Regions from separate parts of the Homo sapiens genome. Here region 1 is linked to region 2. Evidence: chromatin loops called from intact Hi-C (ENCODE). Cell type or tissue: heart right ventricle. All regions are shown on one strand. Links, peaks and the distances in the headings refer to the core of each region. The heading gives the core; the rest is flanking DNA.

Region 1 (5,386 bases), core at 295-5,294, 160 kb before region 2:
AGAACATGTGGTGTTTAACTTTCTGTTTCTTAGGCTTATTTCATCAAGCATAATGTCCTTCAGTTTCATCTATGTTGCTGCAAATGACAGGATTCCATTCTTTTTTATGGCTGAATAATATTTTATTGTGTATATGTACCCCACTTTCTTTATGCATTCATTTGTTGTTGGACACCTAAGTTGATTCCATATTTTGACTATTGTAATAGTGCTGCAATAAACATATGGGTGCAGATATCTCTTTGATATACTGATTCCCTTTCTTTTGGATAAATTCCCAGTAGTGGGATTGCTGGATCATATGGTAATTCTAGTTTTTTTTTTTTTTTTTTTTTAGAAAACTCAATACTGTTCTCCATAGTGACTGTACTAGTTTACATTCCCACCAACAGTGCATAAGAATTCCCTTCTGTCTGCTTCCTCACTAGCATGTGCTTTATTTTCTTTGTCTTTTGATAATAGCCATCCTAACTGGGATGAAATGATATCTCTTTGTGGTTTTAATATGCATTTCTCTGATGATTAGTGATGTTGAACTTTTTTTCATATATTTATTGGCCGTTTGCATGTTCATATAGCTTATTTAATGAATAAAGATAATATTCATTAAACATTTAGAATCCTTATAGTACCTGGCACATAGTAAGCTCTGAGCAATGTTAGGTCAATATTATCATCATTTTGTTATCATGGTGATTGTAGTTAATGTCACATAGTAAAGTACACAAAAACATGTATGCTAAATGTTATTAATTCATGAAACATTTTTATTGTTTCCTATGTTCAGGACACTCTAGACTACACTGAAGTAAAAGGAGGCCATTTAAAAATATGAGTGGGAAAAAGGAACAAGATATATACATAAATCATTCTGGTACAGAATAAAAAATAGTGATGGAAGAGAAGTAACTCATCAGTTTTGGAATCATTAGTGAGCGGATCATCAGTGTTCTTGGTAGAGAATATTTTCAGACTAAGAGTATCAGGGAAGACTGTAAGAAGGAGATGGATCTAGAGGAAAATATAAGATTTGAATTTGTAGATACTTGTGGTAGGTAGTGGTTTGATGAGGTCAAGATATTCCAGCAATGACTATGTAAGCAAAGGTAAGAAAAATCTTGACAGAGGAGCTATCATGAGCAAGAAGGTTGTTTTCCCAGTCAAGGCTTATCAATTGCATTCCAGATGTGCTGACCCCTGCAATTTCCCCATACGTGGGAAACTAGACTGCATAATTTGTGGTAGTGGGGGTCTGTGATCCCACTTTCCCCTGGTTTAAAAACAATCTTGAGGTTTGTTTAGGATAATAGCAATTGTTGTCTAGGAGTTAAGCTTGGAGAAGAATGGAAAGATCTTGAATGTCAGAACACAAATTTTGCATTAAATTTGATTTGCTTTCTATTTAATAAAGCAGCTGGGTTCTTAAAATTATGAATAAAAATAATGATAATTTATGAACTAGAAGGTTCTCCCTGTTCTTATTCACTGTAGATAATGGGAAGGCAGTTATATGAAAAATCATTCTGGACTATAGATGGCTTGCCTCTGCCTTTGAGGTATGACACTTAGGTTCTGAGCCCAGATCTGGTTCACCATGTGACTCTTTTCAAGTGCCACTCCTCCCCTGCCTTTAGTTTCTCCGTCTGTAAAAGAATAAATATGAAGAGTACATAGAGATGCATTCTAAAGATATCTCCTATTCTAAAACCTTTGAGAAGGAAAGAACATGTAACGGGGTGCAGTATTAAGAGCAGAAATTATTTATCTCAATGAAATAGACTATTGTTCTTAAGGAGCAACACTACTCCCACCCTAAGCTTACTTCCTAAGCCTATTCAACATTGAAAAGAAATCCTGAATTTTATGATTCTTCCAAACACGTACTTTGGCATACAGTTGGAGAACCTAAAAATTAGTAGGCCCTAGGTTGTGGCCTCTGCAATCCGATACTCCTAAATGCTGAATGGATCCAGGCGTTGCTGACCCACAGCAGTTCATTAGTGGGAGTCCTCCACTAATAATGTCCATGTCTGGCTGAACCATCCGTGGTTAATATTTGTAATCATGGCCCTCAGGCATTGGAAAAATCAAAGGATGCCCTCTGAATCACCAGAAAAAGATTAAATTAGATACAACTCCAGGTTTCTTGTTGGGAGTACATTTTATTATATTTCAATGTTTTGAAAATTGGGACTAGAAGCCTACTGTGGAAGGATCTTTCATGAAGTAGAGTATGTGACTAATCTGCACATCTCCTTCCTTAACCATTTCAGATAACAGAGTTTTCTGGACTTCTGGAGAATAAGATTATTATTCTCAAGGAGAGATGATCACCTCAGGAAAATCTGGACTATTGAAAAAAAAAGGTAGTAAATACAACACAATTTTTCCTGTTAAACATTTTGCATATAAACGAAATACAGTGTGGGCTTTAGAAATATTTTGATATGAAAGTAGCACTTCAAGAGATTTGTGGTTTTGCATCTTCCTCTAGAGCTCTGTACAAGAAAAATACTCTATCCCTGCAACTTCACAAAAATGATTAGGTATTGCTTTTGGAAGTACTTATTATCAATAAGACGCCTCCCCACCTTTGGGGACTTCTTGCAGGTTGTTGGAAAAAAGCTAAAAAGAGCACCTCAAAATATCCTCAGTGGCTTTTTTGAAGAACTTTAGAAGCCTTGGAGCCTGCTCATGGAACAGTTTTGAGGTGGAGGCAGGCAGGAAAACACTGAGTTTGAGTAACAAAGAAGCGAGAGAATATTAACCTTTGACAGCTCCATAACTACTCTCACCCCACTCTCGAAAAACAAAACAAAACACATACAGGAATATAACAAGCAATGTGAAGTCAGTGGGGAGAGGAGAGGGAAGCAGACAGCTGGAAAGTTACTGCAGCAAGTAGAAAGAGAAACCCAAATTGTGAACATTAAAAACGATTCGTAAATCTCTCCTCCCTGCCTTCTGAATAAAACCATACCCTGCCTGGAGACACTAGCCTCCTCTAAGACTTCAGTAATTCGTCCTGATGCACGCAGTACTAGTCCAATCCATTTTCTAGTTTGCAGAGGAAAATCCGGTCCGGCGTTTATTTTTAGCAGCGCTTCCCTGTGACCGAATGCTACAGCTCCTCAGCTGGGATAACTGAGGACCGTATTGGGGAGGGAGGCGAAGGGGGCGGGGGAGCGGGAGGCGGTGAAAAGGGGAGGGGGGACGCCCTGCGCATGCGTGCCAGCGCCCATGCAAATCTGCTGTGCATCCAGAGAGCAAAGTGGGATGATCTGTCACTACACCTGCAGCACCACGCTCGGAGGACAGCTCCTGCCTGCAGCTTCCAGACCCAGGTAAAAAAAAAAAAAAAAAAATCTGAGCGGGCACTGTGCATGCATTTCAGTATCAGATGCGCGTCGCAACGTATCCCCTGTAGAGGCAATCTGCTGCTGCTCCTAAGTGTCCTTTGGTGGCTGATTGCAGCTTCAAGGTTTAAGAAATCCCATCTTTCAGGAAGCCTGAGGGGAAGGAAGGAAGTACGGGCGAAATCATCAGATTGGCTTCCCAGATTTGGGAATCTGAAGCGGGCCCACATCTTCCGGCCAACTTCCATTGAACTTCCCAGCACTCGAAAGGGACCGAAATGGAGAGCAAAGGTATGTGGTTGTCCCTATCGGGGGACTTCCCGCTGCATGTGCGTGTGGCCAAGGCAATCCTCGGCGAGGGGACTGCAGTGCTTGGGGAGCGAGCATCATACTAGGTCGATAGAGGAGGAGATGCTATGTCCATTGCAGCACTGGGGAAGTGTGGCAGGAAGGCGACTTCTTTTTAACTCCCACAGCTTGGAAGACAGTGTTTAATACTCCATCAGTTGCGTAGTGAACTGTGATGAGTTTTTTGGGGGGAGGTGGGGAGAGTCCCCCCAAAATGGAGGAGGAGGAGGAGGTATGTGTTAGTAAAGCAATATCTTTTCTGTATAATGGATGGACTCAAATAAATCTATTTCATTTGCTTTAGAATTGCTGACAGGCACGTTTGTACCTGATATCCAATAATGCATTGCTAAAAAAAAAATGTTTGAATTTCACCACCCCCACCTCATGAAGATGGTATTTCTGGGTGTGTATGACCACATCCTACTGCATTTTGAATATATATCAGCAGAGAAATTGGGTCTATTTGGAACAGCATGCGTTAGAACTGACCTCTAAGAAGAACAGTGTATGGGAGTACTGCTTGGCTTCCAAGCATAATGCATTTACTAGTTCTGGACATGTACATATTAATGTTCTCCTCATAAGCAAATCTGCATAATGTATGCATGCCAACTGATAAATGAACTGTAAAAATCAACTTCTGAATGGCATATTGAACACACATAAACACAACGACTATTCTAACCACAAGATTAGATATCTTTTGGATTTAACCCCATCTATGCAGGTCTGTTTCTCCTTCTCCTTAAAACGCCCACCAGGTTGTGAGAGCCTTGAGTGATATGGTGGTCAGATATCCAGGAGGCATACTGGATGTATTTAATTCTGGCGAAATCAGAAGAAATGATGTCAACTTTTATGAAACTATATTCATTACCCAGAACTCGGGAAGCTATATTTGAAACAAGATTTTATTTTTAAACCAGGAATGTCAGTCACTGTGGTAATGTACTTAGGATCAGGGAATGGTGGTGAGTTACCTATTTCTGGGCTGATTAATGAAACTGGAGTGTTGAATGATAGCAGTTCTATGTTCAATAAAGTGTTTTAAGTATTTAATTGGTAGATTTAAAGTATTTGAACCTAGGCAAGCATTTATAGTATAAAAAGAGCTGAATCAACATGGATTAAGACTAGCAGGCAATTTTCAGTTCAGGCAGATTATTCTTATGATACATTGATGGGCATCTCCACGTCTGACAATGATGTACACATATGAGAGAATCCATGTCTATAAGTATATTTGAGGCATATATTATTAACTCTATTATACTCCATTTTAAAATAAAAAGGCAGTCCTTAACATATAAAGGTTTGTAATATTCTAGCTGACTAAGTATTTCTGGGACATAAGGTTAACAACAGAAAAAGAATATCATTTTACTATGAAACAGTTTTTCTTGCTTAGATGACACCTGGTATTTGGTCACTAAATTTAGTTATTTGACAAAGGTTCTTGGTAACAGTTTTGCCTCCAATGTGTATACTAATTCCTGTTCAATCATAAAAAGAGGCTATATCTCTCGGCAGTAATCTTTTATTTTCCTTCGTTGCCCATAAAACATGCTACGTGTCACTTAGCATTCCAGGTGGTTTAATGATCATATTGCTAACAGTAGAGTTCTAGCTGTTCTTTCAGTCTTTTGAATTCAGAAAGGAGAAAGAATCTCAGAAATACA
Region 2 (5,386 bases), core at 83-5,082:
TACTGGTACTGAATTCTCCAGACGTTCCTTTGCTGAATGTGAAAACATAGGAATACGAGGGTTCCTTAGAAATTAAGGAGATAGAATGCTGAGGCTACACACAGAAGACAACTGTCCTGAGGAATGACTCAAATCCACAGCAGACTATGTGTGGATGAGAAATAAACATTCATTAGATGAAGCAACTGATATTTGAGGGTTGTTTGTTACCTCAGCACAGCTTAACCTACACTGACATTCTACCACAAAGGCTGTTATGAGAAATTATATAATATACAAAGGCATATGCTATGATGCTTGGCCCCAAAGCAAGTGTTCACATAAGATTATCTTTGCAGACAATATTTTTTTTCTACCTTTCATCGCTGTACTTTATCCAAGGCACTTAACCAGTTGGTTTCACATTTTAGCATCTTTAGACATGGTGATTATTCCGCATGTACTGTTTTCTCCTGTTTTGCTCAGCTAATAACATTTATTCAACTTTGGAGAACCAACGTAAGTGTGCCCTTCATAAGTTGGTCTTTTATGAAGGACACCCTTAAGTTGGTTCTCGAAGGTTGAATAAATGTTATCTCATACCTGAGTCTACCCATAGCCTAGAGTGGTCACGTGGGCTCTATGCTCATGTATGCAAAGGATCTCTCCTTACTGCTTGAACACTACCTCACAGTGATAACGTTATGTATCTGTCTCTCCTACTGGGTTATGGATTTCCTGGCAGAAGGACTCTGTCTTGCCCATCTCTATAGTCTCAGGATTTATTAAATATCCACAATAGGCAGATATTTAATAAAACGTAAAAATTAACAAAAACACTCTCAAAACTAATGAGGGAGATAAGATAGCTGATTCCACTATAATATGACAAGTAATTGGCAGAAAATATGAATGCTTTCATTTCTCTGAAGCCTTACTGTTCATTTCCTCTTAGACCAAGAACGCTTTTGACTGTGACCATTGGCTGGTCTAACTCTCTTATTTTACAGGTGAGGAGACAACCCAAGGAGAGGATACAGCAAAATGGTGTCAGATTTTGGAGCAGAGATCAGATATTATTGCTCTATGGCAACTAAACACACGGAAGGGTAGGAGTCCATAATGTGTACATGCATGAGCTCCCCACTGGCAGGAGGAAGTACAGTCACAAGAGCACTACAGTGGGTTGAATGGTGGCCTTAAAAGATTTCCCCGTGTCTTAAACCCTGGTAACTGTATATGTGATCTTATTTGGAAAAGGGATCTTTGCAGATGTAGTTCTGCAGATGAAATCAATCCAAATTATCTAGGTGGACCCTAAATCCAATGACAAGTGTCCTTATAAGAAACACATGCAAAGGGCGGGGCATGGTGCTCACACCTGTAATCTCAGCACTTTGGGAGGCCCAGGCAGGCAGATCACCTGAGGTCAGGAGTTCAAGACCAGCCTGGCCAACATGGTGAAACCCCATCTCTATTAAATATACAAAAATTAGCCAGGCATGATGGCTGGTGCCTGTAATCCCAGCTACTCGGGAGGCTGAGGCAGGAGAATCACTTGCACCTAGGAGGGGGAAGTTGTAGTGAGCCAAGATCGCGCCACTGCACTCCAGCCTGGACGACAAGAGCAAAACTCTGAAAAAAAGAAAGAAAGAAAGAAAAGAGAGAGAGAGAGAGAAAGAAAGAAAGAGAAAGAAAGAAAGAAAGAAAGAAAGAAAGAAAGAAAGAAAGAAAGAAAGAAAGAAAGAAAGAAAGAGACACATGGAGAAGACCATGTAAAAATGGAGGCAGAGATTGGAGTTATGCACCACAAGCCAAGGAAGGCCTGGCATTAACAGAAGCTAAAAAGTCAAGAGAGGATTCTCACCTAGAGCTTTTGGAAGGAGCACAGCCCTGTGGACACCTTGATTTTGGACTTCAGACCTCCAGAAGAGTTGTTTTAAGCCCCCAAGTCTGTAGTGGGTTTTTAAAGCCGCCCTAGAAAATGAATGCAAGCACCATTTGGAGGATACATGCTTTTCCCCCCAGGCATATTTCTCTCCAGTTAAGCTTTCTATAATAATCTCTAAGAAAATTTTTAGCCTTTGTTACTTAAAAAAATAAAGCCCTTTCCCTTTCCTTATCTTTTCCCTTTTTTTTTCTCCAACTTCGGTGAGGAATAACTTACAGCCCCAACCCCTTAAAAAATTCCCAGTTCTATTAAAAAAGCCTTAGATTTTTTTCCCCACTAAAGTTGAAGGTAGAGTATTCCCATTCATATTATATTTCCCCAGATCATATCCTAAAAGAAACAACGACAAAGTTTTGATCTTTGTCTCACCTTTGAGCCTCTGAGGTGCTTCTAGTACCTGGAGTAAAACTTCCATCTTTATCCTCCACACAAAGCATGATCCTTTTCCTGTTGACTTCTCAGAGTGGTGGTAAGAAGTAGACGAGAGAAAGTATCTGTGGGAGTTTTGTAAAGTGTGAGGTGCTGTGTGGAGATAATGTTACTAGCATTACAGCTGCTGACTAATATGTATGAACTCAATAGAGAATAGACGGAATCTGAGAATTCAGTGCATAGCACCCTCTAGGCCGCCGGCTCTTGCTGCTTGTACCCTATACTTTGCTGCCATCGTGTGGCCTTTCTGGTAGTTGTTAGTGTTGTTGGTTCTTATATTTAATAGTTTTAGCCATAAATTTTATAATTATAAATTTTCAGGGTAAAAAGTAATTTTTATTTTAGAAAAATACTGGTCATACAACTGTGAAATTGTTCAGTGTCTATGTTCTTGTTTGAGGGAAACTAGGAGATGGTTTGGAAATACCATTTGAAATATTATGACGGACAAATCTAGAGATTAAAAGACTGGGATGGGCCAAAGAGACAACAGACAGTGTTGTAGACTTTAGAGAAACAAAAGCATGTGCCCTATCCAGGGGCATCCATAAAATACAGTTATTTGAATTCTAACATTTCCTGCAAATTTTCCCAGGCTCTCCACAGGTAGTCTCCAAGTCTTTTTAGCTTCTTTTCTCCAATATCTCTTTCATTTATTCTATACTCTCCAGCCTTATGGCTATTGTGTATTTGAGGCCTTTGTTTCTTTCTGTCTGGATCATTTTAATACCTGGTCTTCCTATCTCCATGATCTCTTATTTTTCTTTTATCTTGCACATGCTGCTAGAATGATTTTCATGAAGCACTATAGAAAGAGTACAGAGCAGTGATTGAGAGTAAAGTCTGAGGCCAGATTCCTTGAGTCTGAAACTGAGATCCCTCAATTTGGCTCTAACTAGTAGAGCGATTTGGTAACCGGAGGCAAGTTACTTAAATGCTCTTTATTTCAGTTTCCTTACCTATGAAATATGATACTACTAATGCCTGCTTCATATGCAGTCATGCCTCTCTCTTGCTTTTTTGAGACGGAACTTCGTTCTTTTTGCCCAGGCTGGAGTGCAATGGCGCAATCTCGGCTCACCGCAACCTCTGCTTCCCGGATTCAGGTGATTCTCCTGCCTCAGCCTCCCGAGTAGCTGGGTTTACAGGCATGTGCTACCATGCTCGGCTAATTTTGTATTTTCAGTAGAGACAGTGTTTCTCCATGTTGATCAGGCTGGTCTGGAACTCCTGACCTCAGGTGATCTGCCTGCCTCAGCCTCCCAAAGTGCTGGGATTACAGGCGTGAGCCACCATGCCCGGCCCAGTCATGCGTCTCTTAATGACAGGGATATGTTCTGAGAAATTCATTGTTAGGTAGTTCTGTCTTTGTGTGAAAATTGTGGGGCATACTAACACAAACCTAGATCATATAGCCTACTATACAACTAGGCTGTAGTGTATAGCCCACTATACAATAGGCTGTATGCTGTTGCCTGCTATTCAACTAAGCTGTAGGGTATAGCCTATGGCTCCTAGGCTACAAAAACCTATACAGCATGTTACTGGGCTGAATACTACAGACAACTGTATTTGTGTATCTAAACATATGTAAACAAAGAAAAGATACAGTAAAAATATGGTATTATAATCTTATAGGACCACTGTACTATTATGCAGTCCATTGTTGACTGAAACATTGTTACGCCATGTGTAACTTTATTTCTGACACAGATAAAATGAGCGAATTCACATCAGTGCCTATAATTTAGTGTTCAACTAATATTTGCTATTATTAGCACTCTGATAGAATGCAAATTATTTTGAATGCAAGAATTTGATTTGTCTTAGCATCTTCAACTTCACCTATCACTTTTAAGTTGTAGTAATTTGATAAGATTTTTAAACATATAGGTGAAGGATCACTAAGCTTTAAGCCAGTTTATTTCTTGGAACTCTCATTATATTACCAAAATATGCTTAAAGTCATCTCATGATTTGTCTATGCATTAATCAGAGAATTTTCAAACTTGCTAAATTTTTAGTTAATAAACAGTGATTAATATTTATTGAGCATTCACCAAGTGAAAAAGCTCTGTTCAAAATGTTTTATGTAGATAACCTCATTTAATACACACAGTAGTTTTGAGATCAGTAGTAATGTCAGCATTCCTATTTTATGTAGAGGAAACAAAGGTGTGGGAAAGTCCCACAGCCAGTAAATGGAGAGTAGATTAGAACCAATGCAATTTGTCTCAAGAGCTTACATTCTTAAGGGAATTCTGTGCTATAAATACATTCTCCTCTAATCTTTCATTTCAGTCCTGAGATGCTGTTTCTGAATACCAAAACACAGAAACATTTAAAAAATTCCAAACCCAGTGGAATGCAGAATGTCAAGCTCATTGCTGCACTGAAGCTACATCAACTTGCTATAGCCCATTTTGGGAACAGTGCTCCATGTGATCATGAACTGTGATCACTGGTTTCTGTTGCACTTGGATTTCTTTAAGTGTGCAGATGGTGTGGAGACCCCAAAGACCAAGTATTTTAAAGCTTGTACAGTAGGAAAGACAATGATTCAATTCCAAAAGCAATTCATTAGACATATCACATATCACCTGCTGCCTTAAATGCTGGCTTGTGTTGGAAAGTCTTCCTGAGAATACTGTCCCCGAAGCATAAAGTGGACATGAAAAAATGTAATCCCTGAGGTAAGTGGAGCATCTGGAACTTCTAGATGTTCCAATAAGACTACACATGGTCGGCAGGGCGCAGTGGCTCACTCCTGTAATCCCAGCACTTTGGGAAGCTGAGGCAGGCAGATCACCCGAGGTCAGGAGTTCAAGACCAGCCTGCTCAACATGGAGAAACCCCGTCTCTACTAAAAATACACAAATTAGCCGGGCATGGTGGCGGGCGCCTGTAATCCCAGCTACTCAGAAGGCTGAGGCAGGAGAATCACTTGAACCCAAGAGGCGGAGATTGCAGTGAGCTGAGATCGCGCCACTGCACTCCAGCCTGGGCTACAGAGGGAGACTGTGT

Evidence for each region. A loop is a pair of places that touch in the nucleus more often than their neighbours do. Peaks named below come from ENCODE experiments on the same cell type or tissue, not always from the same donor. Only the 100,000 strongest peaks of a DNase experiment are listed, where the experiment ranks them.
Region 1: a loop joins it to region 2, with 4 times the contacts of the local background. A loop is called at or near these places in 13 of 110 quality-filtered maps.

Annotation. Positions count from the first base shown.
Region 1 is chr3:192,725,442-192,730,827 of GRCh38, reverse strand. FGF12 (fibroblast growth factor 12) reads left to right here and starts at 3,287. Exons shown (of 6, transcript NM_004113.6): 1 at 3,287-3,344; 2 at 3,505-3,647. The coding sequence starts at 3,635. LOC107986056 (a long non-coding RNA gene) reads left to right here. Exons shown (of 3, transcript XR_001740579.2): 3 at 2,274-3,105. It also overlaps the pseudogene RNU1-20P. In heart right ventricle, for the core only: no CTCF peak of the experiment used is centred there; DNase peaks (open chromatin) are centred at 3,197 and 3,658; H3K4me3 peaks cover 2,880 bases; H3K27ac peaks cover 3,316 bases.
Region 2 is chr3:192,564,085-192,569,470 of GRCh38, reverse strand. All of the region lies in intron 2 of FGF12 (fibroblast growth factor 12), which reads left to right. It overlaps LOC124906319 (a long non-coding RNA gene), which reads right to left and starts at 2,470. Exons shown (of 3, transcript XR_007096220.1): 1 at 2,300-2,470; 2 at 1,847-1,956. RefSeq lists an enhancer at 2,440-2,489. In heart right ventricle, for the core only: a CTCF peak has its summit at 2,601 (motif pointing left); a DNase peak (open chromatin) is centred at 2,570; H3K4me3 peaks cover 609 bases; H3K27ac peaks cover 759 bases.